Linked DNA regions of Homo sapiens: region 2 is linked to region 1. Evidence: chromatin loops called from intact Hi-C (ENCODE). Cell type or tissue: IMR-90. All regions are shown on one strand. Links, peaks and the distances in the headings refer to the core of each region. The heading gives the core; the rest is flanking DNA.

Region 1 (16,774 bases), core at 2,145-10,144:
TATGCTTCGCATCCTGGTAGCTTAGTTCCCACTTATAAGTGAGAACATACAATATTTGCTATCTGCTGTATCTTTCTCCAATGTCAGACACACATACAGACACAGATATCATTATATACATAGATGCTGTGATGGTCAGTATTGAGTGTCAACTTGATTGGATTGAAGGATCAAAGTATTGTTTCTGGGTGTGTCTGTGAGGGTGTTGCCAAGGGAGATTAATGTTTGAGTCAGTGGACTGGGAGAGGTTGACCCACCCTCAATCTGTGTGGGTACCATCTAATCAGCTGCCAGCATGGCTAGAATAAAAGCAGGCAAAAGAATTGTGGAAGGACTAGACTGGCTGAGTCTTCTGGCCTCCATCTTTCTCCTGTGCTGGATGTTTCCTGCCCTTGAACATCAGACTCCAAGTTCTTCAGTTTTTGGACTCTTGGGTCTACACCAGTGGTTTGCCAGGGGACCTTGGGCCTTCAGCCACAGATTGAAGGCTGCACTGTCAGCTTCCCTACTTTTGAAGTTTTGGGACTCAGACTGGCTTCTTTGTTCCTCAGCTTGCAGATGGCCTATTGTGGGGCCTCACCTTGTGATCGTGTGAGTCAGTACTCCTTAATAAACTCCATTTCATATATACATCTATCCTTTTTTTATTTTTGAGATGGCGTTTCCCTCTGTCGCCCAGGCTGGAGTGCAGTGGTGTGATCTCGGCTCACTGCAAGCTCCACCTCCCAGGTTCACGTCATTCTCCTGCCTCTGCCTCCTGAGTAGCTGGGATTACAGGTGCCCACCACCACGCCCAGCTAAGTTTTTGTATTTTTAGTAGACATAAGGTTTCACCGTGTTAGCCAAGATGGTCTCGATCTCCTGACCTCATGATCTGCCCATCTCAGCCTCCCAAAGTGCTGGGATTACAGGCGTGACCCACCGCGCCCGGCCACATCTATCCTATTAGTTCTGTCCCTCTGGAAAACCCTGGCAGATGCTCTTGAGTTGTTTTTACAAAAATGGAATTATTCTGGGACTGTATACTGAACAATAAAACGTGGAACCATTTTTCCATCTCAGTGCATAAAGATCTATTCTACTGTTTTTAAAAGCTGCTAGTTCTCATATGTACTATTTAACCAATTCTTTACAGACAGATACTTTAATTGTTTCCCATTTTGCCATTATAAAGCAATGCAGCTACAAACAGTCTTGTGCAGAGCTCCCTTCTGCAAACTAAACCTCTAGAGCAGCGGTCCCCGGTCTTTTTGGCACCAGGGACTGGTTTCCTGCAAGACAATTTTTCCATGGGCTGGAGGGTGGGGGCGATGGTTTTGGGATGAAATTGTTTCACCTCAGATCATCAGGCATTAGATTCTCATAAGGAGCACGTACCCTAGATCCCCCGCATGTGCAGTTCACAATAGGGTTCATACTCCTATGAGAATCTAATGCTGCCACTCATCTGACAGGAGCCAGAGCTCAGGCTGTAATGCTTGTTCACCCTCCGCTCACCTCCTGCTGTGAGACTGGGTTCCTAACAGGCCACAGACCAGTACTGGTCCATGGCCGGGGGCTTGGAGACCCCTGCTCTAGAGGCAACATTATCACTCTGCCAAAGGACTGCACAATTTTTTTCTTACCTTCCCTTCATCAAACTATCCCCTAGAAATGTTTTGCCAGTGAGTGTTCCCATGAAGAGGGCTCAAGTGCACACTTTTTGCACACCTTTGCTGACACTGGTTTCTACTCACATGGAACACCTATGATCATATGGCTGGGCATGGGTTTTCTACCTTGTAATTTTCTCATACACGTCAAGGCTGAACTGTTACAACACTGAGGGCCCACGGTGGCAGAGAGTGAGACACACAGAAAGTAGAGAACGACCCACAGTTTTCCTGAGTTCAACAGCTTTTAGGAAAAAGAGAGGGCAAACAGCTGTCTTGGGGAGCTCTGTTTGCCTTGTGCAACACTATTTAGTCCTCATCTGAGTTTCCCAAGGTTTCCCCAGGCCAGCCATCTGCAAATAGCATTAGTGAAAATCTGAATAATTTCCTTCTAAATACATGTATTCTATGTCAACTCTATTATTGGAGTAAAAGAAAGCAGAGAACTGTAGTTAATTTAAAACTAATCTACAACTTGCATGCAAATATATTTGAGTGTTTATATTTAAACACAGTGTCAAATATTTAAGGAATAATCAAGCCATACAATTAAGCCACTTGTAAATGAGATCATTTAAACATAGTGCTCACCAATTGCCAGGCACAGATTAAGCACTAGATAAATATTGGTCCCTCTTCCCCTTCCTCTCCTAACTGAGTTCCCCATCTGCTTCCCCCATTCCAACATACTTTCACGTCCCAGCAATCTACAGGGGTTTCAGGCTGATCATAACTGAAATGGAGAGTGAAGGCCAAGGAAATAAGGAAGGTCCCAAACCAGGCAGAAAGCTTTGTCAAGAAACTTCCTACTCTAAATGTAAACACTAGATAAATATTAGTCATTCTTCACTTTCCTCTCCTATCTGAACTCCCCATTTGCTTCCCTGTCAGGACAGAAAGCACAGCTTTTGTTTTGTGTCAAGGTTGAAGCAGAGTGGACCTGTCCAAGGTTTCCTGACAGTGTGTCATCAGCCTGGCTTAGATCTTGTACTAGATGGAGAGTGTTGTTTTAATGAGTGGGGAAAACAGATGAGAGAGTCACTTTCGTAGCTTCCTCCCACTCAACTCCTGCTGTGACAGACACAATAAATGGCAAGTCAAGGTCCAGATGGGGAAATCCAGCACACCCTCTTCTGCACCCCAACTCTCAGTCTGATTGCTCGTAAGTGACTTGAAGTCAGTTCAATGTCTGCTGATTTTGTTTAGTGTGCAAAGTTTATTGCCATACATCCTGAATTTGCCTTCATATCCCTTCTTGTGTGGGTAAAACAGTGCTCTGCCTACCCAAACATGAGACTGTTAGAGCTATGCAAATCCAGGGAGCTCTCCCAACACTCTACAGCACAAAGCCTCTGCAACTTTCACATATTCAAACTCTATGCAGGGGTCTAGGCAGAATATGAACTCTCAAAGGCTCATTGTTAGCTTGGAGAAAAAAGGTTACGAAAATTATTTTTATGTTCCAGTAACTTACAGTTGTTTCAAGAGAGTGAAGCCCAAAGAAATAAAGAAGATCCCCATTCTGGTAGAAAGCTATGCTAAGAACTGAGTTCTTCCTATTGCAAATGTCAGCCTATCATTCATTTCATATAATTTCCTAAGATCGTCATGAGATGCTTAGAACTTTTCTGTCCTAAATTTATATAACAATGTTAAAGGTGAGTATGTGAATTTCATATACATATTCACAAACGCTTAAAACATTTTCTGAATTATTACAAAATAACATTTTCTATAAATCCTGACTGAATTCAAACCACGTAGCACACGTTCATAGGAGAATCATTCTATAATCAACAATTATTTTAGTTTCCTTGTGAGCAAAGCTGTAGATACTATGTCACAGAACTATTTTTCACTCACGACTCAGTATTTAACAATGTTGTCTTAATACCATATGTGTCATTGAAATATATGGTGGGAAAGTGTGATCAAGCCACAAATATAGCAATCTCTTGAACGCTTTTGTTTAGTTACAGAATAGTAAGAATTTAAAAAATATTATTATTCCATAAAATAGTGTTTATTTCTGATAAAATTGTTCCTGTACTGTGCTCTTCATGAAGTGAATGTTTTGGTACTTTAAAAGCAGGCTACTGTCACCTGGTGTCCAGTCACTTACGTGCCACATTTCTAGATAGCTTTAGATTCACATCTGCTTTGAAGATCTTACTGTCACTTGGAGCTATACTCAGCTTAGTAAACATCTCTGTGGAAATAGAAACTTAAAAACTATAAACCCAAGAGAAAGTGGGTCACAGTAGAGTCATTTTCCCATTCAAGTAAGATGTGAAACACCAGGAAAGAAAAATTTCATTCTGAGTTTTTGCTGACAGGGTATCCCATCCATCGACAGGACATGGTGTAGCACAGAGACCCAGTAAGGATAATGTGACCCCTGGTGCTCAGCTGCCTGACTTCACCAAAAGAGACTCCCCATTACTTGGTTTCAGACCCTGGAAGTCTTTTGAAAGAAAATACATCCAACTTTAAATAAAAGTTTCTTTTAAAACATCAAAGGCAAATATGAACAATTTGGGAGATTATCAACTAGTGCCAATAAAATCTCTTTAAGGTAGTATACACATACAAATCATTATTTAAAAAAAAAAGATATTTATAAAGACTATAAAAGAAAGTCTCCAAATCATTATCTAAAAAGTTTTTTCAGGCCAGGCGTGGTGACTCACGCCTGTACTCCCAGCACTTTGGGAGGCCAAGGCAGGAGTAGCACTTGAGGCCAGGAGTTTGAGACCAGCCTGGTCAACACAGCAAAACCCCATCTCCACTAAAAATACAAAAATTAAGTGGAGCTTGCAGTGAGCCCAGATCATGCCAGTGCACTCCAGCCTGGGCAACAGAGTGAGAGCCTGTTTAAAAAAAAAAGAAGAAGTTTTTCCATGTATACTTTATGTTATATACACACCCCCGCCACCAGCAAAGCATGTGCCATGTGCTTGAATTAACCTTCATGTCTTATGATTATAAAATGTTAACTGTGTTGATACTCACTTGGATCTTCTTACACACCATGACTCTTCTAGAATGTAATAGTTCACTTTTAACTTTATCAGTTCTCGCTTCACTTCTTCGGCTGCTTTCCGACTATACATTGAGTATACTATTTTTGTTCTGGCTCTTTAAAGAAAAATAATTGGGCATAAAATTTTCAAGACTAAAACGATACAATAACACATTTGGAAGAAAGCACTGAATTAGACTAGAAGACGATGAAGAAGAATCCAGTCAGGAGGAAATTCCCCATGGAAGTTCCCGCTAAGGGGCATCAGTGAGGTCAAAAGCAGAAGGCAGGAGGAGGACAAGTTGTGGAGAAGAGGGTGACCTTTAACACACCCCTACATTCCCAAACTTGGTCTCTTTGTGTTTGTTCACTTATTTATTTGTCTTAAATTCTTCACTTCGCTATCACATGTAAGAGTAAGGTACCCTGTGTGTGAACAGGGATGAACTACAACAAACACAACTATAGGACTACTGTGAAGCTGCAACAGTCCCAACTTAGACATCAACAATAATTCACATTAAATGGTTCTTCATTTTATTTCTAGATTTAAGAAAAACTAAACTTATTTAACAAAATTGGTCTGGAAATTAGCTTGATGAGATTGATTTTTTAATGAAAAAGCTTATTTGTGAATGTACATGCCATTGTTATGAAAAAGAAGATGCTAATAAGATTCACCTAATCACTTAGAAAATGAATAGCTTCACCTGCCTTAGAAACTGCAAGAAAAATTAAATTTTTAAAAAAAAATTTGGACAACACATCTCTAAATTATTTTTTAAAGTCTCAAAAAAATCTAAAAAAACATAAAACACCCAAGATCATTCTAACAGGCTATACTGGTGAAAACCAGAATAAACTCCTCTTTGAATGGGATTCTATTTCAAATGACTTCTCCAAACTCAAGAAAAATCACCTATGAGAAAACCTTAATAAACACTCTAAGCTAAACTCCCCAGGGAGTTACAGGATGAAAAGGACTTGGACATTTTAGAGCCCTGTTAACCTGTGGGAAAGTGCTATAGTATGACTTCGTTTATATGCCTGGTAGAGAAGAGAGCCCCCAAAGTTGTCACTTTCCTGCCCTGTGAAGCTTTAACGGATTTGTTTAGAGCTTAGCGGTCTTATTTCAGCTTTCTGCTCCCTGACTCGATAAGCCTCAGTTCATCATATCCTTTTGAAACATTCCTTATTACTTTGCTGGTGTCCTCCACTCACTGTCTGTTTGCATGGGAGGTTTGTTTTGATGATGCAAGACTGTGCACTGACCTCAAGCCTGCGTCTTCATAATGTGGATGATTCACAATGGGCCGAAGTGCAGAGAGCTTAACACTTGCCATCGTGGGCATGGCACCCGCAAACACTGCATCTGGAAGGCAAGAGGAATGTCTCAGGAAGACACTCAGTGAAGGCGAGAAGGTGTCTCCTTCAAGTGTAAATCAATTATTTCACAGGTAACAGAGCGGAAGCCCAGCAGGTTCATGACTTCAAGATTCAATGGCAGAACTAGCATGAAGTCAGATGGCTGATAAAGTAGCAGTTGGCAGCCAGGCCTGGGTAAACTATTTTCCTTGGAAAACAGAGCTTCATCATCTCATCATTAAAGATTTCTTTCTTTCTTTAAAGAAAAAATCTTAGAAATCTTTCCTGAATCTAAAAAAGAAGTATCAAATGGACTAGGAAAGCTTTACAGTAACAAGGAGTTCTGGAAGATGATTTAGTATTCAATCATTTGATACTCAGATGACAACAAAGTCTCCCTTTCCACACATGAATAAAATGTCACATTCCATGAGTTTATTTCAAGAAGGAATGTGAAGGACTAATATTAAAAATTCATTAAGAAAATAAGCACAGGAAAAATTATTTTAAATGTGGCATTTATGACTGTGAATAAATTTTGAAAAAATTAAAATCTATAAAAAATGGCAGAATAAATTACTAAGAACATATGTATAACATTTCCCCTGCAAACCATTTAAACAGGATTGATATCTCCTTTGTTTTAGATATTCTAAAAGCAACATTGCATAGAAAGAGTGAGATCAGTGGAAGTAACTAGGGTTTAAGAGTTTGCAGTGGTATATAAAATTGTGGGAAAAACAGCTAAATAATATGACTTTTTTTTTCTTTTTTTTTTTTTTACCTGGTTTAGTACTATATTTGATCCATTCTATAAGTTCTTCTTGGGGCAAATTGCTGAACTCCCCTACAATATTCCACTGGGTTTGCAGATTTGCTGAACCTTGTATTGACATTGCTGCTAATATAGCAAACACAATAGCACCAGGATGTACTTTGCAAAAGAGCCATCCAAATAGCTGAAACCAAATTAAGAATACATTGGTAATTGTTAGTATAAGTAGTATGCATCTGTTATGCAAAACTTCTTCCCAGAGAAGAATAAGGCCTCTGCTAGAGTCCCAAATAAAGGATTAATTATCCTAAAGAAAAAGCCCCAAAATAATAATCTTTGGGATCAAAAGGATTCTACCATCAGCCTCATATAAGTGGAACACAATGTAGGAAGCTCTTTTCTCAACCTGCTTTCACTACTCCCAGATTCAAGTAAAGCCACAACCAATTTACAAGGCCCAGTACAAAACAAAAATGTGGGGTCTCTTGTTAAAAAATTAAGACGTTCAAAACAGCAGCAGCAAACATTCAATCAAGTTCAGGGTCCTGAATGTGAGGTCCTGTGTGACCAGCAGGAACCCCACACTTGGAAAACCTGCCCTGGGTGACACTTTCTATTAGGTTGGTGCAAAAGTAATTGCGGGTTTTGCTATTTTTAACGACAAAATCCACAATTACTTTTGCACCAACCTATATCATCAGTCATGCTGTGGGATAAGACTCAAGATTAAAGGCTTCCAACCAGCCTCCTTTCCTGTGCCAGCCTGAAGGGGTCAGAAAGGTAGAAAGTAGTGCCTTTCTAACATAATACAACATACTGATTGGGAACCTCAAGGCTGGCTAATTTTTTCCACATCCAAATAGTCCACACTCCATAACAACACTTTGTTCTCTTGATCTTTCTCCACATGTCTACAGAGCTAGATTTCAAGTTTCTTGAGGGCTTATAAACACTGGCTTTTGACTTTTCTGTCTACTACTCTCTCCTCCATCCCTAGAGTGCGCAGTGTAGGTGCTTAGTGACTATCTGCTACGTCTAAGGGAGGTGCTGCTGTTGTACCTAGGCTGGTTGACTGATGGAAAGGTGACACTATGGAGAAGCATAAATCTGTGAATACAGAACAAGGAGGCAGCTATCCAGGAAAAATAAGCAGCAAACCACCAAGGAAGGCTTAAACTAAATTTTAAAAAGCACAAGTCAAGAATGTGCACACAAATTGCACCAACTGAAAAAAAAATAAGTTTGATACTAAAAAAAGAACATATAATTTTCAAGCACTTATAACCTGAAATTATTAGATTTCTTTGTGATATGAATGTCAAAACAAAAAAAGTTATTATTTGTACAATTAAGCTCTGCTTTCTATCAGCACCTGCAGTAATCACTCATGAACTCAGTCTGTACTAAATCGGTATTAGTTGTACACCAACAACTATTTTAAATCTTTAGAAAGATAGAAAATGATCAGCTTTGGCCCTTACCCTTTAAGAAAGATAAGTACAAAACCATGAAGAGCTTTAACTATAATCACTTAAAAGACTTTGTAATTCATTATTTTAGGGCCACTCAATAATAAAGGCTAAAATTATCATAGTAGCTATACTCCAACATAACATGTTACCTGTCTTGAGCAGATCAGTGATGCCATAACACACATGTGTGGTGTCAAGAAGAGTTTTAGTCTCATAATTAAAATACCAAGGGCTGTATATGCTAACAATTGCAATGCATGGTAAACCAGCTGAAAGAAAGAAGAAAATGTTTTTTACTCCTACTGTTTGTGAAGTTTAAGAATACTAAACTGGCAATATGCAGAAAGGGGTACGTTCTCCTTAGTAACAAAAAATACTACTAAGGTTTCTGAAACTTCGAAAACAATTCTTAAAATTCACTTTCAAACTGTTCCATTTTAGTGGAAGGCTAAAATTATAAAGTCATTAAGGCAAGTGTTTCTGTGATTCTCAGAGTCAAACCTGTGGTTAATAAAGCCCACATTTTTTAATCAACCTTGATGCTACCATCAGACCAAGAAAAGACAGTGGTAAAAGAAATGACTGCTGCCTCAAGATCTGAGGGCTCCACCTTGGAACTGCCCTCAAAACCAGACTGGACAACTAGGAGATGGGAGCAGTAACCAATCACATCTCTGAGGCCTCAAGCAAGGTGAGCAGAGAGGAAAGTGATTTCCAATCATGCAATAGACACCTCATACATATGTCTAAATGGGCTCCAGAAATCAACTGCCATTAGTGTAAAGATGATCAGAGCAGAACATATGAGTTTCCTAGTTAATTTTAACAAATGAATAGTCAGTGAATCTGCATATAGCATTCTCATAAAAACACATAACAGGCTATTTTCAAGATGATTGCTGACAATTGCCAACAAAGTTAGAAACTGGAACTAGAAAGGAAAGTCCAAATGCATGCAACTTTAAGATAAGTAAAATTATAGTCATATTAAGTCTTTACCTCTCCATGATCAAACTGGTGTTTTCTGGAACAGAAAAAAATATATTGCCATCAATTCATTATTGAAGCACTTACGTCATATATTTGCATTTTCATCTTGCAAACAGGAGTTTTACAACTTCTATAACATTCTCTCAGGACACACACAGGCAAATCAAAATAACTAAAAGTCACATGCCAAAACTGGTGCTATACTATTTTAAGAAAATTTATGAAGAATGACAATGTTGTATTATATCCTATTTGACTACATGGGTATTTATTAGGACAACAAAGGCACACGGTGGTGTCCCAGCTCCCTCACTGGTGATACCCCAGCAAAGCATGGAATGAAAAAAACCTTTGAGATTTTCACTAGGCAACCAAGTAGAGATAACAAATACGTGGTTATATGTGTAAATCTGAGTTCAAGGGAGAAGTCTGGGTCAGAGACAGAAATGTGTGAGTTGACAACACACACCTTCTCTTTCTTAAGCACTGATATGTTCCCAAGACCTAGAGTAATACCTGACACTTAGAGCTCAACATTTTTAATGAATGAACAAGTGTATCAATAAACTGTTAATCCAGGTAGCATATAATCTAATTTGAGAATCTAGCCTCAAAAAGACTGATATATTAGCAAACTCAGGACACATAAGGGGCTAGTGAAGGAGATGAAACAGTTCTTTATTCTTCTTTCACACCAAGTAAAAACTATCAGTTACCATTTGTTGAGTACTTACAATGTTAATATGCTTAGTACATTCCATTAACTCTAATCCTACAACCATTTATTACCCCAATTTACAGCCAAGGAAAGGAATCACAGAGCTAGTAAGTGGCAGCCAGGACTATATTCTGACTGACTTCAGAGCCAATATACTTTTTACTACATCATGCTGTCTCTATCCCACTTTACTTCCTGGGTCTTTGAGTAAAGAGAATATTGGCATTCATGTCTTTGATAGTTAAAATTTATGTCCTACTCTTCTCCTTTTTACACTGGCTTTGGTAGCTATGCAAAATAAAATGTCAACATGCCACTCCTCTTCCAAAAAAGAGCTCTGATCCTATTTGAACTGACAACTCCATGAAGCTCAATGGTTTCCTATAATTACTTCTATAGGTGAGTTATTACTCTTGAAGGGACAGCTTTGTTTCTGTGAGAAGTTCCACCTTCCTCTTCCAGAGTTGCATACTACAGCTGAAACTTTGTAGCTTCTTCCTGAGCTCTTCAAAAATAATTTCACCTCAAATGAAAAATTTCGGCATTGTAAACCAGAACGTTTTTCTTTCCCCCTTAGCCCTCAACTCAAATGTTACAGGTATAAACATATACCTGTATATGTTACAGTAAATTGTTTCTAAATGAGAACAAGGATTCTCTCAGGAGTATGTGCAATAATTTATCATTATGTTGGCAGAGACTTGGAGGTGAGGGAATAATACAAGGGTGTGTATATTCAAATTATAAAATAAAATATAGGGCCAGGCGCAGTGGCTCATGCCTATAATCCCAGCACTTTGGGAGGCTAAGGCAGGCAGATCACGAGTTCATGAGTTCAAGACCAGCCTGGCCAATATGGTGAAACCCCGTCTCTACTAAAAATACAAAAATTAGCTGGGCGTGGTGGTGGTCGCCTGTAGTCTTAGCTATTCAGGAGGCTGAGGCAGACGAATCGCCTGAACCCGGGAGGCGGAGGTTGCAGTGAGCCGAGATCGTGCCACTGCACTCCTCCAGCCTGGGTGACAGAGTGAGGCTCTGTCTCAAAAAAAAAAAAAAAAAAAGAAAAATTAAAAAAAAGAAAATATAGATACATACACATTCGACAATCCTTCTCCCCCCAAAATCCCACAAAAGAATAAAAGTAGAGTTAAAACTACCTTCACTCCATCCTCTAATCCCACTCTTAATAATTACAGGATTTATCTTTCCGGATCATTTCTATGCACAAACACATAAAAATCTCTAAATTTTAAAGAGAAGTATAATTATCCTATACACACACACACTGGCAATTTTAAAAATTCAATAATGTATACTGGACCTATTTCCAGAAAGATAGCCTAACATTCCACTCTATGTATCATAGTAGATATTTTGGATGTTTCCATTTCTCACATAACACACAATACTACAAAAGGCATCTCTCCCCATCATCTCTGTATTTCTGTGAGCATCTCTAGAGGGTACACTTGCACTGGTGGAACCTGCAGGGCTAAAGGACAGGCCCACTATATGTTTTACTGTGTATTGCCAAACTTCCCTCCCATCTACTACCTCCCACTCTTGCAAGCATTGGATATACTATTAATTTTTAGAAATATAAGAAGTGAAAAGGTCTTCACTTTAACCTGAATGGCTTTACCATAGGATCAAGACTACCTTTTCATGTTCATTAGTCATATGTAAATACTCATTCAACTACTATCCTTTACTATCTTGCAGGCACTGTATATAAACTGTTGAACAAAAATGATCGCTCCCTTCAGGAGATACGGGTCACACATCAACATTTAAGTACAAAGGGTGACAAATGGTAAGAGAGTAAGACAAAGGGTGTGATGGTGGAAAATACCAAGCATGCTATAGGCCTCTCTAACTCTCAGGTTATAAACAAACCCTCTTGGTTAATTTTGGGTTTTTTTTTTCCTATACATAATTCTCTGGTTCATCTGAAATTTATTTTCTGTAAAAAGTGAGGTATGAATCCAGTTTTATATTTCCCTGCTCATTTCCAAAAAGGCAGTCCACTGGTCCTAAAACCACTCACGTAATAATTTACTTTCCCTGCTGAAATGAAGTACAAAACTGTGTCCTTTGAGTGTAGATTATGTGCAGGGCTACTGTCAGACTGTACTGGATAACATCTGAAGGATGAATAAGTGATGTGCTGTGTTCTGCACAGATAGGAAATAAGAAGAAATGCCAGGAAGGGAAATGACCACAATAAAAACATCAATTATCAAATATTAGGTACACAACATGTAAGTATACAATTAATACACTGTAAATATCTATTTAATAAATGAACAGAGGAGGTAATAAAATTCTTAATAGCATATTTACCTTACATGTGTCTGTTGTTTAGCTAAGACACCCCACATATCACTAATAATCTGTAAATAGATTTTGAAACACTTTAGAAAAGCTGTGTTGGGAAAAATGATATTTTAAATAAAGTATCTTCTAAACTGTAAAATAACTTTTAATGAAAATATAAGTATAGAGATAACTCAGAAAATAATAATCACAACAACATAATCTTATATTTGTATAGTATCTGATCAAAGCTAATATTCAACAACCCTGTTGGGTAGATTATATCATCCTCGTTTTGTAAATGAGCAACAGGTTCATATGGATTAAATGATTGCCCTGTAGGTAGACAACTACTAAGAAGCACTGCAGTCTTGAAACCAGATCTTCTGGCTTCAAATTCACATTCAGCGCTGCTTCCACCATGCCAACGTTGTTGGCAACACCTCTTCTTAACAGTGCACTCAGAAAACTGGAGAGCTGGCTCAGAGGTTGATAATCACAGCTGGAAGCATTCAAAACACAGTCACTGTGCTTTCATATTCAGCAATAATGAGGAGGTCATCTAATCTAAAATCGTATCTCCAGTACAAATATTCTCTACAACACTGATGACAGGCTGTAATCCAGCCCTTAGAATCCACCAGCTGCTGCTTGAATCTATAACACTTTCCTTATCAGTCGAGATCAGTTCTGGTCAAAAGTCATACCTCCTGGAATTGGCCATGATTCTAAGGAGCCAGATTGTGTGTAACCTTATTTTCAAGGCACAGGCTTTTACCATATTTCAAAGTAATTATCCGCTTTCCATCTACATCTTTTCTTCTTTAAACGAAACAGCCTAGCTAATAGTTTTCATCATCTCTCACCACTCAGGTTGCTGTCTTTTGCATATGTTCTGGATGGCCAATGCTTAGTATTTTTTGAGTACCCACTAGGTGCAAACCCACATAAACTATACAAAAGTGCAAAGCACACACAAAGCCTAGCACACAGCAGGAACTGACTCTTAACTGATTAGAGATTAAAAGTGCTGTCGGAGTACACAGCTGAATACCAGACATAGCCCAACGATAGGGGAAGGTGCAGAGCCCGAGTCTCACTCTTCCCTTGCTTTTAAGTGGACATGATGCGAGGCTCCTAACAACATCTTTGATCTTTCAGTTCTGTATGTTAAAATGGAGATAACATTTGTCTACCCCATAGGGCTGTTGAATAACCAATTTAAATACTCATGTGAAAATGTTCTATACAAAGCAGAGTACAAATATATAATATGAACAATTGTTATAATACAGAATATTCTACAAATAAATGACATTGTGTTAACACAGAAATCACTGGCCACGTATCAGGAAACTTTTAAGGTCTGTCGTCTCTTTTTCCATCACAGATTAACTTCTGTTCATTCTCTTAAGACACATTTGGTTACAGAGTGCACAATTCTTAAAGAAAAAAAGAGAGGGAATATCACACTTGCTTTGATCTTATTTATATCTGGGCTTTGAATTTTATCGTCAAAGCCAACTTGGGGACCTAAACATTTTATCTAGTTCATCAACACATTGCAAATACTCTGTTTTTTCTTTCTGATTAATAATAAACACAATCCAGGAGTTATTGCACACTGCACAAATCACTTAGGTATATTTTAAATATTTTAGGGAAATATTACATTAAAGGTAAAAGCCAGTAATAATTTACACAGGCAAGTTGTATCTGGGTCAATATGGTCTCTGATCATGCCTTCCAAAATACATGACTATCGGAACTTGAGCCATCCTTTTCTGATGTCTGTTTTATGCTAGCAGATAGAATATTTTGAAGCTATATAAATGTCTATCAAAAGCTATCATTAAGAAAACATAGAATATGTTACAGTAAGCCCATACAAAACGTTGTATCAGATAAATGTGGCCAAGTATATGCGACTACTATGTAAAAACAAGAAAATATTCTATTATAAGAAAGAGCTCTTAAGTGATAGACATACCTTTCTAACAATAGCAACAAACACTACAAGAACAACTGGAAGCAATAATGTCTTTGTGTATCTCAGTGGAGTCTGAAATTCAAAGAGATGTTTTGTTAGAAGGAAACATTTTAACCAAACAAAATTTCATTTCAAATAATGAAATAGGTAAATTTCTGAAAGTAGAGAAATATGAACATTCACCAATCTACTCACTGACTGCCATCATAAAAAGGAAGGTGCATTTCCATAGAAATGAACTTCCCCAAAATGCTGAGTTGAAACACTAAAAATACAGTACCCAAACACCTGTAAGTGTGAAATGTCACTGAAGAGATTACTGCTCACTTTTTGCATGCTACTTATCTAACTAGAGAGACCAACTTAATATTCATCTAAGGTATGTAAAGCTCCTTAAATGGAATAAGCTTTTCCTGTATATTTTGTGGGGGATAAAAATATTATCCTTGAAACACACACACACACACTTTCTCACGCATAAACAAAATAATGATCTATGTTTGAGGGGAACAAAAGGCTTTTACATTTTCTTTAGTAGCAGAAAAAAAATAGAAATAAGTTTAATAACAAAGCCCTACACATTGTGAGCCTGTGCACCTCTCAATTATCTCTCCACCCAAAAAACCACTGTTAAAATTTTGCTTTTATACTTTTTTTACTTTTATGTGTGTTAATTATGGGTTAATAAGACTATATCATTTTGTTTACTCCCTTATATATCTTAAGCATCTTTCCATGTCAGTATGATATCATATTAGGAAATACCATGTTAAATTTTCCCCTCTTCTCCACTGTATAGGTGTACCATAATTGGAACATATGTTCCCTGAACTGACAGTACTCTGTCTCTACAGCACAGTCCCTATGAATTAAGATACTTACAGTGATGAGGAATGGTATGCTGGAAACAGTTTTGCTATTTTCTTCAAATTAGCTGAAGTCATGCTATGTCTCAATAAATTATTTCTTTCATCACATAGCTTATGTTTAATACTCTCAGACTGTAGCAGTATGTATGATGTTCTCAATAACATTAAACAACTTCACCACATCCTAATTCTCTAATATTTGAAGGAGTCTTGAACCCCTATGAACATGCATTTCAATGTCTTGCAAGATATGCTTCCTTTGTTTGTTTCAGCAGGTTTAACACTAAAACTCATATACCTTTGTCAGCCACTGTGTGTCAAAACCATTTGCCGGAACACAATAAATGAAGACTGACAGGCCACTGGAGTAAACAGTACCTCTGCAGAACACACTCAACTCCAAATGGCCGGTAGATAAAAGTTTCCTGTGTGGTGCCCTCTCATCCACTGGTCTGGAACTCTGGACACTGGGCTAACACAGTGGGATCATGAGGGAAACTAACATGTCAATAGAGTATTGTTGGCCAGTTTCATATACATACACATACCACTCTGAAGGAGTGACACAGATAATATAATTAATCAGTACCACATGGATGGTGTTAAAAATGCACATATATACATGCTTGTCGAACTAAACCAGCTCATAAAGTATTGCAAATTAATATTTTATTTATTTAAATATTTACTTATTTAAAATATCAAAGTACTTTCCTTTGTATTATCTCATTTTGTCTTCACAATATCTGTTTATGGCATGCTACTAGAAACTAGTAAACTATAACACGACGAATGAGAGTTGCTTGTTCAAGAACATCAAGCAAAATTACAGGCTTCTGTCTCACAATCCACTAAACTACTCTCTGCTTTCCTTCTAAATCTCTGAATACAGTTTTAGAAAGAAAAATGCTGTTGGAATGAAAAGCTTGGACTTGATGTTTCAAAGCAAATATCTATTTAAATAACCACAAAATGAGTGGAAATGTAAGAGTTTGAGAGCTTGACTAAATTAATGCTATCACTGAAAAATGGCAACTTGAAATGCCTCTGTGTTTACTCACCTAGAAAACCACTGCTAGTCTGAATGTGTATTTCTAAATTATCAAAATGAGTAAAGGCCATATATTTCAGGGAGCTGCACTAAAGTAAACAGAAAAATCTTCCTCTAAGCTGCCAGATTTTCCTTTTCCTTCAAACTGAGATAACAGCACATAAAGAGTCTGATATAAGAGGAGCACTCCTTATGAAAAATGTATGGGCCAAAACCTTAGGAAACAGAACTAGAAATCACATCTTACCTCTTTTTCCATAAAGTCAAACTCCGCTGCACAGGTATACAATAAAGTATCAAAATCCTTATAACTAAAGAATTTTGATGTTAGTAAGTTGCCAATATGAGCCTGGTAAGAAATAAAGTTACCATTATATTAAGCCATACACTGCAATAATATATTTTAATTTCAATAGTATCTGAAAATAGTTTTCATTACATTATAGAGCCCACTGTTCCCACACCAAGCCTGCTTTTGTTAAAGAAGGAAATGCTATATCCTCCACCTTCACAGTTCCCTTCTTTTGCTGAATAGTGATAGCTCCAATGACACC
Region 2 (16,774 bases), core at 5,827-13,826, 65 kb after region 1:
TAAAATTTCCTTTTAAAAATTCCCTGAACAACGAGGAATCAAAATGGAAATTTAATAACTTTAATTTTCTAAATGGCAGAGTAAAGGTAGAGAAAGAACAAAAGACTCACAAATCCAATTCCCTGGCGGGGCGCGGTGGCTCATGCCTGTAATCCCAGCACTTTGGGAGGCTGAGGCGGGCGGATCACGAGGTCAGGAGATCGAGACCATCCTGGCTAACATGGTGAAAACCGTCTCTACTAAAAATACAAAAAATTAGCCGGGCGTGGTGGTGGGCACCTGTGGTCCCAGCTACTCGGAAGGCTGAGGCAGGAGAATGGCGTGAACCCAGGAGGTGGAGCTTGCAGTGAGCCAAGACTGTGCCACTGTACTCCAGCCTGTGCGACAGAGCAAGATTCCGTCTCAAAAAAAAAAAAAAATCCAATTCCCCGACCAAATCTCAGGATGAGGTTTGCCTAAGAAGTCGCATACCCTCACTCAGTTGCCATACAACCTGGGAGGCTCTGAGGTTGGACAATTTCCTGAGGGCAGAGCCACGGTGACAACATTCCTTTTTCACCAAATTACTAAAATACAGGTTATGGTCCAACATCTTCCATGAATATGGGCCCAGCTTTACTTAACTAACAAAAGAGGCCGATTTTTTTCTATACACTTTTGGGAACTGCAAAGCTAGAGGAGGAGAATAAAATTTATTTATCTCCAAGGAATGTTCTGAGTTAGAAACACTGTGAAATGATGTGACTTGAAACAAATCTAAAATGGTGTTCTCCATGTCCACCCTCTCGCCCCAATCCATAGAGGCTACTAAGTCCTTTTATTTTGCTAAACAGAAAAGATGCAGCAATCAGAATACCTAAAATTTTTAAATTTTTCTCCCCACTATAGTTGATCAGTTGATATTTTAGCATTCCCTAGTGGTTAAAAAAAAAAAGTCTCTTCTGCAATATGACTGTCAGAAAATATGAAACCTCCTACTGTGCAAATTTTAAAACATTCTAAGCTTGCTAAACATTTACCACATTTACTCATACATCTCATTCACCTAAACCTTGATTTTTCTTAGATATAAAATGAAGGGATAATAAAAAATAAAGTTAAAAAGGACCTCAAAATACTTTCCAGTTCTAAAATTTAAGAATTCTATAATTATCTTCTTTCCTACCTACTACAGTTGTATAGATTTAAATCAATTATCAAGTTTTGATAGGTTTCATTAATCATTGAGATTTTTATCTCTATTTACAAAAATGATGAACCATCCAAAGTTAAACTTTTGAAGAGAAAAAAGCCATCAGAGTTAATTCAAAACTATATTAAATAACTCTTACGATTTTCTTATTGTATAAATGCTTAAGAAAGAGAAAATGGAGAAAAATTTGGAAATAATCAAATTAAGATAATTTCCAATCTTAAATTGGAGACTGAAGGCTTGGGCACCTTCCTAGCCCAATGAAGAAATGCCAAGCAGGCCTGGTTCAGAGCTGAGAACCTTCCCCTATACTCATGGCGGCGGTGGGGGGGGCGGTGGGGGGGATTCACTGGTTACTAAGTAAAGAGATAGGAAAGAAAGATGAGGAATGAGGATAAGAATCGGGAAGGGTGAGAAAAGTTCTCAGCTTGGTCCTTTCCAGTCTGTTTCAAGCAAGTGATTAACGCCGTTAATTTAACTCTCTATCTGCCGATTCTAACTGAAGTTATTTACTTATTAGATTGTGAACTCCTCAATTCACCCATGGTGCCTAGCACCAAGTCTTGTCCATGAAAGAAAATGAAAGGGTATCTGAAAATAGAACTATTCAATCAAAAGACTGCTGGCATTCCTTTTTTGAAAGCTTGCAGCCAAACACACCACACCTCATGTCATTGTTGCTCTTGGTACTGGCCCAAAAACCAGGCAGGACCATGTGTTCAGGTGAGCCTCTGCTCTGACCCAAACACCACACTCCTCAACTCCTACGCAGACCTCTCCACTGTGTGCTCCAGGCCCTTCATTCCATGGTGAACAACTACCTATCCAACAACTGCAGCCTCTTCCCAGATGCTTCCTCCTTCTCCTGCCTAGAAATATCACTCTCCTCTGAACAAATGCTTCCCCTGGAGCCTCCCTCCTAGTATTCCAGAGTCTGTCCACTTCCCTCCATCCCACCACCATCATACCAGCTCAGGCTCCCATCGTCTTCCCCTGGGCTGCTACAGCCTCCGACACCCCCTACCCAAAGCCTGCTCCCTCTACACTGCAGAGTGTGTTGTCTTTAACAATGAATGGACCCAATCCCACTCCATGCACACAGCCCTTCAATGGCATCCCTGCCCACAAGGTCAAATCCAAACACCAAAACATATCCGAAATGCCTCGCAGGATCTGGCCCCTGCATACACCTCAACTCCTTTCACTATTCTTCCTCCTACCCACACTCTGCTCTCCAGCTGCACTGCCCTCATCACAGTTCCTCAAATGATAAGACCACACTGACAACAGTGTGCAGAGCAGCCTGGGAGCAAGACTGGTGGGGAGCAGAGCCACATGAGCTGATGCAGAGTCATCCCAGGAGGATGGGCTGGCAGAGAAGTGGAAGGACGCCAGAGATACTCTGAAGCAGGACAGTAATAATAGGATTTTGTGACTCCTTGGATTACAGAGGAAAGAGGAAAGTCATGGCTATCTCTTAGAGGTCAGGCTGGGCATTAGAGTAGACAGAAGTGTCATTTGCTGAGAGAGTGAAGACATAAAAAGGGGAAGGTTTTGGAGAAAAGATGCCAATATTGCCAACCAACAACTTTCATCAATTTATGCATACTAAATAAAAATACTTATCTTTTAAATATTCATACACAACTGCTAGACCAAATGGGTTTGATTAAAGATATGTTAGCAGGCCAAGTTAATATTAATTCAAAAAAAAAAAAAGGCCAGGCACAGTGGCTCACGCCTGTAATCCCAGCACTTTGGGAGGCCGAGGCGGGCGGATCACAACGTCAGGAGATCAAGATCATCCTGGCTAACATGGTGAAACCCCGTCTCTACTAAAAATACAAAAAAAAAAAAAAAAAAAAAAAATTAGCTGGGCGTGGTGCCAGGCGCCTGTAGTCCCAGCTACTCGGGAGGCTGAGGCAGGAGAATGGCGTGAACCCAGGAGGCGGAGCTTGCAGTGAGCTGAGATCGCGCCACTGCACTCCAGCCTGGGCAACTGAGCGAGACTCCGTCTCAAAAAAAAAAAAAAAAAAAAAAAAGTAGCTGGAAAACTTTGAGATGGTAGATTCACAGCCTATTTAAGATGTGTTTTTTGGCCAAAAATCCAGCCTGTATAAGCAGCAAATGCTTGATTTTTTTAAAATAAAGAATAAGAAAATATCATGCAAAATAATGGAAGCAAAACTGGCATAAAATTTAAGAAATTCAACTTTTCCTTAAAACAGGTAGAGGGCAGTGGAAGAGTGGAAAACTAATACAAAACACTATTCCATTCTGCTACAGAGCCTAAGAATACTTCATAGGCAACTTGGTTGGATCACGGGAAGAGAAGGTAGGAAGATTAACTGTGTTAATGATGACTATTCACTCCAGATGTAAAGGGGGACATCAAGCAAAATTAAAAAGGGCTTTGACATACAGACTAATCATCCAGGCCCTCAGGGCTTCTGGAACATATCTAGAAATAAAGCAGCTTAAAAAAATCTCTCAGATATCAGAGAAACCACTCTGAACCTCCAATGACCAAAGAAGATAACAGAGAACAGAAAATTGGAAGATGAAGGTATTGTCCTCTGACTAGCTGGTTCCTTATGTGGAAGAAAAGGCATTTTCTGCTGACTACTTATGTCTACAAAAGGACGTCCAGGCTCTTCTCACAAAAGCTCAGAAACAATGAAGAACTGGGTAGAGACAACGGTAAAAATTCAAAAGAGGGGGAGGAGATCAGGAACAGATCAGAGGGGCCACAGGAACTCTGGGCAGCCCCCATTAAATGTAGAGTTCGTGAAAAAGATCATTTAAGTTCTCTTCAAAAAGCGACCTCATCGCCAGAGAGGGGATGAAGTAAGGAAAAGGGAACACTGACCCTGCCTCAGAAAGTGTGTGCTCAGCCCTCATGCATAAGTGTCTGCATATGACCAGGGGTGAGGGGGAGGAGTAGTCAATGGCACTGGGTGTCACTTCTGCACTGACGTGAAGAATCAGATATGTCTCCCGGACTCTGGCCACAGGCAGAAGCAGCTGAGGCTGGTAAACGAAAAAGCAACAAGATGAAAGGAGCCTGGGTCTCCCCAAACAAAGCAGTTTACACCCTCATCATGCTGTAATAAAAGCCACTAGTCAGTTAAGACCCATCCACTTTGCAATCTTCCAACCAGCTCCTCATTCTTAGATACAAATGTCAAGCTAGGAATCAGCAGGCTGTGGGGATGGAAGCTTCCAATGTGAAAAATAGAAACTAATACAAATTGAAGGGGGACCTAGAGGTAACAAAGACAATGCAACAGGCAGAGAAATTTTCAAACTCAAGATTCTTTAAGTTGGAAATCTAACAGAAATGACAATAAAATGTAAAAATAAAATAAGGGAGAAAAACCCTGAGAAAATTCGACTTCAAGAAGTCCAATATCCAATCACTAACTTTCAAGAAAACAGGAAAAAAGAAATGGAGAAGAGAATGTCATTAGGGAAATAATACTAAAAAAAGTTTTCCTCCAAAGTGAAGAAAGTAAGTGCCCAGATAGAGCGCACAAAGTATGCGATGAGAAGGATGAAATAATATCTACCACATCATGACCTTTTACGGGACTAAAGAGAGAAAGATGAACCCAAAAGGTGCCAGAGGAAAACAACTAGCCACACACAAAAGGAACTAATGGTAGAATAGCACCAGACTTTTGAAAAGCTACACTCCATCTTAGAATACAGTCGAACAAAGCCTTTAAAAGTCTGAGGAAAAATAAAAATCAACAACCAGGCAAACCAGTAATTGAGTACAAAAATAAAAAAGGAAATGTTCAAACATGTCAGACAAATGTATTTTAAAATTATCTCTGTGACTCTCTTGGAAATTACCTGAGGATATGATCCTCAAAAGGATGAAACAGACCAGAAAGAGACCAACCTGGGGTCCAAAACACAATGAATCCAATGCAAGAGAGGAAAGGGGAATTCTCAGGATGGTGGTAAACAAAACTCCAAGGGAATCGCTAAACGGAAGCCCAGGGAAGGACGGGTCTAGGATGGAACCAGAGACAGAGGCTCCAGGAGGGAGGCCCCAGGGGATAGGAGTGGGAGAATTGAAATAATGGATTTTATACATTTGACAAAGTACAAAATAAGTGTTTACAGTTCAGCTGTAGATCTGGAGAGGAATTAATCAGCATACAGAACACCAAGGAAAACAAAATATTAGCAATAATTAACCACAGGAAAAATTTTAAGTTACCAAATAAACAATTATTTATACCACTTAATTCAGCAGTAAGCAATATTTTTACAGTCATAATAATGTAACTGCGGACTATGGTTTTACGTATCAGAATTGCTGAGTTTCCAAAGATCTGAAAGTGGCTTTCCCTAGACAAAGGGATACACAGGGTGGGGAAGACAGATGGGGCAAGGGACCACTGACGTACTTGATTATAAAAAGTTGAATAATGCCAAAAGATATGCATGTATATACAAAGCAGTGAAAATTCAGTTTAAAAACATACTAATAACTAACATACCCATTGTAGAGCACATTAATAGAAAGAAAGTTGTTCAATTAACTTACATGGAGACCTCTTGATCTTTGCCAAAAAATACTTCTAAGGAACAAATCATAAAAATGTTCCAGATAACATTAAAATAGCTGTTCGTATTCACCACCAAAAGAAATAATACAGTATATTTTAACCTTGGCTTGAAAACCATTAAAGAAAAACCTTCCAAAAAAAAGAAAAACTTTCCATACTGAAATTACCAACTACAAACTACCAGATCATGCGAAGGTATGGAGTTACAGTCATCTTACCTGGAGAATGAGGAGTCGGGGAAATGTGTAATCACAAAAGCAGACATTTAAGAATCCGCCCCCCAACATGCAGTATGTTACCTTTCCCTCCAATGTGTCGTTAGTTCAATAAATGAGTCTAAGTAAAATTAACTGAGGAAACTATTAGAATAATTATAAAATTACATGTATGACAGCTAAAAATGGAGCACAATAGGATCCTGAAAAATGGCAATATTAGAAAGAGTAAACTTCCACCTATCAAACCAAAACAATGCATACAGAAATATCAGCTGAAGAACAGCAAAATCCTGGGACCTCAGAATCCTTCGGAAATGAATTATTACAGAACAGTAATATTCTGGAACATCAGAACAGAAAAGAGAACGGAAAGTCTAGATCCTTCTTAGTGTCATGTATCTTTAAAACATTTTAAGTAAAACTTTTTATGAAATATAAATACCACTTACTTTGGCAATGAAATAAACACTTTTTTCTTCATTATGCAGGATCTTTAAACAAAAATTAACTAAAGCTGCAGACAATTTAATTGCTGTGGAAAGAACACTTAAAATGTATTCTCAGAGACAGTAGAGCACACGTTTTGGAGCCACTGTTGGTACTCAAATCCCTACTCTGCCAGTGACTAGCTCTGTGACCTCGGAAAAGTTATTTAATATCCTTGTGTCTCAGTTTCCTCATCTATAAAGCGGTTTACCTATCTCATGGGAAAACCATATGGATTAAATGAGTTTCTGATAGTAAAGAGTTTAGAGCCTCGCACATAAGCGTCATACATGAACTGAACTTCTGCAATCAAAAACAGTCTTCAGTGAAGATTGGAATCTGCAGAAGGAAAGCTTCAGAATGAGTCCATTGGAAAAATACTTCCTAAATTGGTAAACGCTAGTAAAGCTTATGTGATAGATAATATGTTTTTATTGTGCCTTTCATATATGGCAACCATAAGCTAAGTTTTTCTTTCAATATTTTATTATTAATTAATTTATTCAATCAAAAAATATTTTGGAAGGCAAGCATTCTTCTGGGTCACTTGCAAACACTACCTTATTCCATTCTCACATAGAAGACAGAGTCTCTTAAACTCATTTAGGTGTTCTTCCCTCTACTCAATCACTTCTTTAAAAATCATCTATAATCTTCCATTTCAGTTAACCTAATAAAACACTGCACCTCCCTTTTACAACCCTAAAAGACCTCTGTTACTTTATATTTTCTTTTACATTTAAAGGCAAACCAAAGAACTGGCAGTCACTCTAAGTTCTGCTCACATCATTTATTCAAACTATATAAAAACTCAACCTTAACAGATTCCACCCACAATTTAGAGCTTCTATACAGCTTTTTTTGGTCTTCTAGCCTTAATCATGACAGCCTAAGTTTGCCAGACATCTAAGGAAGGCACCTAACATGGAAGGTAGAGACCAAAGGATGTTTAAAAAAACAAGCTAGGCCGGGCACAGTGGCTCATACCTGTAATCCCAGCACTTTGGGAGGCTGAGGCGGGCGGATCACCAGGTCAAGAGATTGAGACAATCCTGGCCAACATGGTAAAAACCCCTCTCAACTAAAAAATACAAAAATTGGCTGGGTGTGGTGGTGCGTGCCTGTAGTCCCAGCTACTTGGAAAGCTGAAGCAAGAAAAAATTGCTTGAACCCAGGAGGCCAAGGTTGCAGTGAGTCAAGATCGTGCCATTGCACTCCAGCCTGGTAACAGAGCGAGACTCCAGCTCAAAAAAAAAAAAAAAAACAAAACAAAAAACAACAACAAAAAAAACCCACACACACAAGCTAGAAGATGCCAAGGTTATTCTGGGAGGGTAAAAACATCATTAATACCCTTAGAGAGAATATTTATTGAATCCAAGAAACAAAAATAAAATACTATTTTTTAAAAAGGAATGTTTATAGAACAAACAAAACTTCTTGGAAATTAAAAGCATGATAATGAAAAATAAAAACTCAGTAGAAGGTTGGAAAAAATAAGGCTGATAAAATGTTCTAGAATGTAGAACAAAGCCAAAGAGCTTAAAAATGGGGGGAAAAAAAAGAAAATTAGAGGACTGGAAACTACAAACATCCAAACAAAAGTTCTGAATCAGAAAACAAAGGGAATAAAATAAGTAAAGAAATAATTCAAGAAAATTCTCAGAAATCAAAGGCATGATTGAAACAACCCATCAAGTGTCCAAGAGAACACATGAAAGCAGATCTACACTGAGACATATTGCTCTGAAATTTCAGAACCATAGAGACAAAGAAGATATTCTACAATCTTCCAGAGAGAGGAAGGGGAAGCAAAGGTCACATACAAAGGTTTAGAAATTTGAATAACTTAGGAACATCTGAATAGCATCATCTGAAGCAACCAACAATGTTCTCTTTTCTTCTTTTGAGACGGAGTCTTGCTCTGTCGCCCAGGCTGGAGTGCAGTGGCACAATCTTGGCTCACTGCAAGCTCTGCCTCCTGGGTTCACGCCATTCTCCTGCCTCAGCTTACTGAGTAGCTGGGACTACAGGTGCCCGCCACCACGCTTGGCTAATTTTTTTGTATTTTTTAGTAGAGACGGGGTTTCACTGTGTTAGTCAAGATGGTCTCGATCTCCTGACCTTGTGATCCACCCACCTCGGCCTCCCAAAATGCTGGGATTACAGGCGTGAGCCACCGTGCCCGGCCAGCAACCAACAATGTTTTCAAGTCTAGAGTTCAACACTCGGCCAAACAGTGAACCAAATACGAAAGCAAATAAACACATTTTGCAAAGTTTCATAAAATGTTTACTTCCCAGCTATCTACTCTCAAGACCTACCTACTAGAAGATGAGGTCTACCAAAGAGGGAAAATAAACCAAGAAAGAGGAACAAACAGGATAAGGGCACAGGGGATCCAACAGGGGAGAGCAGTCAAGGAAATCCCAATGGGATGCCAAAAGGACAGATGTACACAAACCATGGAAGGTAGCCAGTCCAGAACCAAGTACTGACTCATGCCCAAAATCTCCACATTTTATTTGTGTGAGCCTGGATGAGCCTGGACCAGATTCTTGTCTGTATTTTATCTTGGCTCCACATACTTTACTGCTGGCATCAGTTAAAGACACTTATATCACTCACAGAAGTTGTTCTGCTTTGATATGCTCCAGAGAGCCAGGGTAAACAGTGGTGAATTTAGAAAGAGGGAACAGCTCTTCCCCTCATGATATTTCTGCTGGATATTCAGTACCTGGCCACTACATTTCTGCCAGATGTCCCTACCGACTGAGTCCTACATTTATCCCAGGCTCATGACGTTGCCTACTGATGTCCTGAGGAATCAGGCTCCTGGTTGAAAACCTATATGGGATTTCTCAGGCCTGGCCATATGCAAGGCTTTGCCTGACAGGCCTCACAGGGAAAAGAAGCCCTTCACACACCAGGCTTGGTGCAGAGCCAGTGTACTGTAGTCTCTCAGGGGAGTTGCAGTCAATGACTCAGCCACTTCTGGGTGATAAAGCTCTTCTTATATTTGCCTTCCTAGCCCAGGCACCTTTATTTCCTGGTCCTTTTCTCTGCTGTGGCCTGGCGGAGAGGGGCTCCTTGAACAGGCCGCTCCCCACTCTGACTCAGACTCTGCACTCTTTGGCTCCTAGCCCTTCTCCTTTGCCCCATCACTTCAAGAACCATAAACTACAGGAGCCTTTTGTTCCCTTTTGATGGGGGTGAGACATCCTGATCGTCACATCTCACGTATACCATTACAGTAAATGATTAAAGGCTTAACTCTCACTTTTGGCTTGTCGCTTTAACCAGCCACTCCAATACCTGGCAGCTCAGCTCCCTCCCCTAGCTCAGCTGCGCTCCTGACAGCCTCAGAAAGTTCCCTCAGGGAACCTAAAGACCATGACTCAGAAATTCTCTTCTTCTGGGAACTTTCATCTAACAAGGGCAATAGTGTCCTCCCCTTAAGCAGCTAGGTTTGTGCCTGATACTCAGTTTTTCAAAACTAAACACACCATATTTAAGGGTAAACACATGAGTGGCACAATCATAAAGAAAAACAAGGAAAACATTGGTCCAAAAGTTAGGATGTCATTTCTTCTGAGGGTTGAGGGAAGGAAAGAGAATGTATTAAGAAGGAATTTTAAGGGTATGAAAGCTCTGATAATTTATTTATTTTTCTAATCTGTGTCATGGGTACATAAGTATTCATTTTACTAATCTTTAAACATGTATATAAAGATTTTACACAATTCCATAGTCATAACATTTTACACATAAAAAAGTATTTTACTGGTTATTTATTTACTGGGTCATAGATAATACACTCATATGATAGCAATGCATAAAATAAAGTAAGAAATTTCACACAGCTGTTTCTTATAAGATCCTCAATATAAACTGAAGGGATAATTTAAAAGTAAAGTTCCAGTAAAAGTATTGCATGGGATACAATAAACAAAAGTCCAAGTAGGCAGCAGTGACTGGGCAGCTGTCAGTCAATAATGAGACACTCCGCAGGGGCATTGTTCTGTCTCCCCCAGGATGACTCATCAGCCACACTCACTGCCCACTGTTTTCTCCAGAAGACCTCCTCAGATGGCACTTGTTCTAGAATGGAATCAAAGGCTGAAGAGTCTAAAAATCTAATGGGTTATTTTGGGGGCAACCTCAGATAGGATACTGAATGGGAAAGAACTCAGAGTCTAACATAAGATCTAAAAATCAACTTAAGTACTTTTATAATTCTACCATATTTCTCTTATTTTAGGCAAAGGAATTTTTGTCTATTCTTCAGCTCCAGTTTTAAGGAGAGTAGTAGGAACTCTGAAGACAGAGGCAGCAGTAATCAGGGGAGAACGATACAAAGAAATGAAGCTCAAAAAGACAGCACCAGAGTCCTCTCTGGCCAGCCACAGGCCTGGTCTGTGAAAACCCTGAGTGGTTTCAGGCATCATTTCACCATCCTAAGATTCAAAACAAATCAAGCAATCAAAGGCAGGGCTGCTAAGTAAGCAGCTGCACAAGCAGAGCAGTGGGAGAGGTGAATGGGACCAGGGCCTCGCTGCTGGGGAGAGGAGGAAGGGGTGGGAGACTAGATGGGGGTAGCAAGGGGACCCAAGGGAAGTCCAATTAAAAAGTTTTATTGGCCAGGCACAGTGGCTCACACCTGTAATCCCAGCATTTTGGGAGGCCGGGGTGGGTGGATCACCTGAGGTCAGGAGTTTGAGACCAGCCTGACCAAAATGGTAAAACCCTGTCTCTACTAAAAAAAAAAAAAAAAAAAAAAAAAAATTAGCCAGGTGTGGTGGTGCGCGCCTGTAATCCCAGATACTCAGGAGGCTGAGACGAGAATTGCTTGAACCCGGGAGGTGGAAAATGCAGTGAGCTGAGATCGCACCATTGCACTCCAGCCTGGGCAACAGAGTGAGATTTCGTCTCAAAAAAAAAAAAAGTTTTGTCTTAATTTTGTCATGTGAGAGAGAAGGTAAGGGATGAACACATTCTGAGGCGGATGGGAAGGAACCAGGAAAGCAAGCCTGAAGGACAGCAACAGGCAAAGAACTGGCAGCCAGTAGGGATAAATCTAATACCTACAAAGGAATGAGCCTTAAACAAAGGCACTTTTTTCGATGATTCTCTGATTCCACCAGGCCTCTGTATCTCAGTATTGTACTCCCTCTTTTATTTCAGCTAGTCAGAGTATTTCTGGCACCCTTTTCAAAAGAGAAAGAAAAAATCTCCTGCTTATAAACCCTGTTATTGTTTGCACTCATCCTTACATAGCAGTAAAATTTATAATAAACTTTATAGACATATGTATTTTTCCAGAGAACTGTTAAACATATACATTATTTAACAGCTTAATACACTATCCAATCTATTCTTCCTCAACAATGCACCATAACCTAGCTAACCCCGAACTCCAAAATAATACTAAAATCACACTAAAGTGCAAAGAATAAAAGTTTTAGTATCACCTGCTTGATATCTGCCTTAGAGTCCAACACCAAAAGTTTTTTGTATTTATCAATAAGAGAAACTTAAGCATATATGAATTTCCTCCAGAAGAAACTAGGGGGAAAGTTCTAACTGTCCAACAACCAATGCTCCTTCTTACTTGCAGAACAGAGATTTCCACACACTGGGTCTTAAGAAACTGGCCTTCAGAAACTGTTAGTCTGTGGCTAAGAAATATCAGGGTATCTTATGAAATACATAACGTAAGTATAAATCAATACAGCTTCAAAAAATAATTAACAATGAGTATTTTAAAAAAAATACTAAAATACTGAGAATTCCAGAAAAAGAATTATACCATGAGTAGGCTGTGTTTGCAAAACAGATCTCACTTCATCTCCTCAAGTTAGAGCTTGGCAGCCTGGCTCCATTCACCATTTGCCTGTTTTCTATTTTCCCTTCTTCCATTTCTGGCGAAATGGACTGGCTTACCTGGCTTCTAAAAACTTATATGTATATTATTTCAAAACAAATATACTTCTGAATTTAAAATGTCACAGTCAATCTGCCTGCAAATTTCTAACCTGCTAGACAAATCTCAACTTTTATTTCTCAGTACATAATACAATTTATTTTTTTAATCCTAAAAACAACTTTAGATACCCTCCTCTTTATTTTTAACCCATATTTTAAGAAGTCTGCAGCTTTATCCCTTTCATAAAATTACAAGGGTGACTAACCATCAAGGAAGAAAATATTAAGAACTAACTAGTAATCTGAAACCTCTAAATGTACTTCAGGTCAAAAAACATACAAAAATGCAATGAAAAACACTGATAGAAAAGAAGTGATAAGAGACTCTATTCAAAATAATATACATCAGGATCAATTTTGGAAAGAACCTTCAGTTAACGATGCCTTTGAATAGAGCTAAAGAGATGGTTCCGGGTTAAGAAAAAGCCCACAAACACAAAAGGAAAGCTGGAAAAATGAAAACATGTGCTGCTAGTGCAGACCACCATGGGGTCCAAGAGTTGGGTAACACAGAAGGGGCCAGCTAAAGCACAAAGCAGTCAAATGGGCAGAGTGAAACAAGCTATAGCCACTGACATTGGAAGAACCAGAGACAGCCATCTGGAAAGACCCAAATGCTCTAAGGTAAAAGCTGCCCTCATGCCACCTTAAGCAGTAGTCTACAGACTTTTTTACACCAAAACTACAGTAAGAAGGCTTTACACAACTCAGCACACACACGTGTGGTGTGTGTGTGTGTGTGTGTGTATATATATATTTATAGCAAATAGAAGTTTCTCTAAATAGTATCTATCCTTATTAGTGTGGTATATGATATTATTTACTTTGCAGCATTTTTTTTTCTTCATCTAAAATGAAATGGGCTCAACCCACTGAATCAATTTTAAAACTCTCTAATAAGTGATGCCCTGCAATTTGACAAACACTGTGCTGAAGTAGTCACTGCTTGACTTTGGGGACTGGGGAAAGTCAAGTGTTCTATGAGATCATACTTCAGCTTGAATCCTGTTCTTATACTGGTCAATTTTTGTACTTATTTCACTTGCTTTGGAATAGGTTTCAACCCAGTCAGTTACCAAGGCCTTTCATCATCCAGCACAACCTCTGTTCCAATCTGAATCCTCCACAACACTCCCTGAAGAACATGCATCCCAGCAAAACTGATCTGCTTATTACCTGCTTTCCACATACTAGATTTTGGCCTTTGTCTCTCCCTGGTATGCTTTTATCTTCATGGTTTATTTCCACCTATTCAAATACCTCTGATTCTACAAGGTCACACTAAAGTAGCCCCTCCATGCAGAACAAATTTCTCCTGCCTCTGAAGTTCTAAGCACTTAATTTTTCCTTCCTGTCTATCTTCCATTCACACACACCCTGCTGCACTCCCATGCTCTCAGAGCCCAGAGTTTTAAGAAACTACTTGGTATGAATAGTGTGTGTTGACTGAACAACTGAATATGCATCTCCCATGTAGACAAAAAACTGTCTACCAGGCACCACAGGGTTAGGTCAGGTCAGGGCCAAAACCACCAAAAACCCCTCAACCAAAACCAGGAACTTTTATTCTCTTCAGTAGATGTTGTGCCTTCTGCCTTTGAAAAAACAGTTATAACAAGCATTACAAGAAAATGTGAATGCTTTAACGGATGTTTACAAATTCTTCTTTCAATTAAAAAAGTAGCCAGGCATGGTGGCACACACTTGTAGTTCCAGCTACTTGGGAGGCTGAGGCAGGAGGACTGCTTGAAGCCAGTGGTTTGAGGCTATAGTGCTCTGTGACCACATCTGTGAATAGTCACTAGACTCCAGCCTGGGTAACAATATAGCAAGACCCCATATTTTTTTAAAAAAAGGGTAGCATAAGTGCAGATTAGCAGCTTAGCAGTAATGCCATGTTTCATATTTTAACTTCTCTTATGTAAAATCTAATCTCCCAAATGTAATAAAGCTACCCATAGACAGATGGGCAGTACTCAGCAAAATGAATAGACACCACCAAGTTTCTCTCCCTCTGGCTCATTACGATGCAAGCACACAGGCCCACTTTCCCTCAAGTCAGCCTCCTTTTCTCATTACCATATTCTTTTGGTTTAACTTATTTCCCTGCATCTTGTTTCAAAAACAAAATCTTTCACAATCATCTTTTAATCATGCATTTTTATTTTAGTCTCCCCAATTAAACAAAAGAATTTTCTTAGACCTAAGTCAGAAATAGTAACATCAAAGTGTCTTAAATCTATATGCAAATATATTTTACATTGATCTTCTAACAGCTTCCTCTTTTGACAAATGCTTATCAAGTAACTGCTAGATACTCAAACGGTGGGCTAGAAACTCAACACATCTTTGAGGTACTAAACTGAAAATGCCACACTTCCAAAGGAAAGGAGATAATGCGATAATAGCAAATTCAAACTCATTATCCCAAATTGAAAATCATATACAATTCTCATAATTCTGTACTACAAAGAATCAATAAGCAGCAAGGAAGAAAATTCTAAAGATAATCTCAAGGTAAAATACTTCAAACATATATACAGAATAATAAATTGGCAAAAAAGAAGTAAACATAAAAAGCCTTAAAAAATTAGTCTTTTAGTTTTAGGAATGCTGCTCAACTGTAAAGTAAATCAGGTCAGATACTAAATATTGTACAGAAGACACTTCTAAATATTACATAGAAGATACTTCTACTTTAACATTAATAAAGAGCTATTAATATCATTTGATAATGAGTGGTCTTTTCCCTTATATTTTATGTAAACAATATATACTGGATGGAGCTGAAACCATCTACAGCCATTGACATTGGAAGAAGAACCACAGACAGCCATCTAGAAAGACCCAAATGCTCTAAGGTAAAAGCTGCTCCCTCATGTTACCTTAAGCAGTAGTCTACAGACTTTTTTTACACCAAAACTACAGTAAGAAGTAAGACTTCACACATCTCAGCACACACACGTATACACGTACATACAGCAAATGGAATATACTGTTCCATAACAATATATTAGATATTCCATAACAATATATGGAATATATATTGCTTATGTTCAAATGCCTATGAATATTCAAAATTTATGCCAGGCACTGTGGCTCATGCCTGTAATCCCAGCACTTTGGAAGCTGAGATGGGCAGATCACTCAAGCCCAGGAAGTTGAGACTAGTCTGGGCAACATAGCAAACCCTGTCTCTACAAAAAATACAAAAAAATTAGCTGAGTTTGGTGGCGTGCACCTATAGTCCCAGCTACTCAGGAGGCTGAAGTGGGAGGATCGCTTGAACCCAGGAGGCGGAGGTTGCAGTGAGCAGAGATCACACTACTGCACTCCAGCCTGGGTGACAGAGTGAGACCCTGTCTCAAAAAAAAAAGTAATTAAATTTATCAAGTATTCCCAATTCTATTTACATCTCTAAAACTATCTTAAGTGTGATGGGCCATGGCAGTGGTGAAATCATGCAAATAATGAATTTTATGATAATAAGATATTTTAGGATATTTTCATAAAACTGAACTATAAATTAATCAATGATTAACTATTAACTAATCAACTATTTTATTTTAGTATATCTTATAAACACATACTAAAATATTCTTACCTTAAATATGTGCCATATATGAAGAATAATGCCATCATTAGTCCATTTAAAATAAAAATTACAGCAACATAAAAGCAAGCAGGATCTCCCAATCCTTTAAAAATAAACAAAACATATGTTCTAATCACATTAACCCAAATTACCTTACGTGTCTAGCAATTTATATTAAATTGTGTTCATTTTGAAAATGGTTGCCAGATATATTAAATAGCTGCCTTGGTTCCCACATGAAAACACAACACTACTGCAGAACATAGATGAGACCAGGGTAATTAGCAATGATGGTTTTAAAACAGGGCTGCAAATTCACTGATACGCCTCCTCTGGAGGTATGGGGTCTATAGCCCCCATTTTTGAGTTTCATTGGGCTTGTGACTCTTTCAACAGAGTATGGCAGAAGCAACACTATGTGACTTCTGAGGCTAGGTCATAAGAGGTCATACAGTGTCCAGCTTGGAGCCTTCAGCTGCCATAGGAAAAGCCTTACTACTACTCTGAGGTACTTTGCTTTCAAAAAGCCCAAGTCACCCCGAAAGGCCACATGTAGGTGTCCCAGCTGAGAGTTCCAGCTGAGCTCAGCCTCACAGTCCTCCATGCCCAGGAGCCAAAATGTGAGCAATGTAGCCTCTCAGTTAATTCCAGCCTTCCCAGACATTTGAGTCTTAGTAGCAGAGGTCCCTGAAATCATGGACATAAACCAGCCCCG

What was found. Peaks named below come from ENCODE experiments on the same cell type or tissue, not always from the same donor. Only the 100,000 strongest peaks of a DNase experiment are listed, where the experiment ranks them.
Region 2: a loop joins it to region 1, with 2.1 times the contacts of the local background. A loop is called at or near these places in 1 of 110 quality-filtered maps.

The regions. Positions count from the first base shown.
Region 1 is chr7:34,933,330-34,950,103 of GRCh38, forward strand. DPY19L1 (dpy-19 like C-mannosyltransferase 1) reads right to left here. Exons shown (of 22, transcript NM_001366673.1): 14 at 16,468-16,569; 15 at 14,301-14,372; 16 at 12,338-12,387; 17 at 9,286-9,310; 18 at 8,436-8,555; 19 at 6,824-6,998; 20 at 5,947-6,046; 21 at 4,665-4,790. It overlaps MIR548N (microRNA 548n), which reads right to left and starts at 7,505; the gene lies at 7,431-7,505. LOC102724723 (a long non-coding RNA gene) reads left to right here and starts at 8,897. Exons shown (of 3, transcript XR_001745166.2): 1 at 8,897-8,977; 2 at 11,717-11,807; 3 at 15,100-15,279. In IMR-90, for the core only: no CTCF peak of the experiment used is centred there; a DNase peak (open chromatin) is centred at 5,932.
Region 2 is chr7:34,994,400-35,011,173 of GRCh38, forward strand. DPY19L1 (dpy-19 like C-mannosyltransferase 1) reads right to left here. Exons shown (of 22, transcript NM_001366673.1): 6 at 16,069-16,162. Among named protein-coding and RNA genes, the nearest start is that of DPY19L1, 35 kb to the right of the region's middle. RefSeq lists a silencer at 9,359-9,957. In IMR-90, for the core only: no CTCF peak of the experiment used is centred there; DNase peaks (open chromatin) are centred at 9,002 and 9,442; H3K27ac peaks cover 1,205 bases.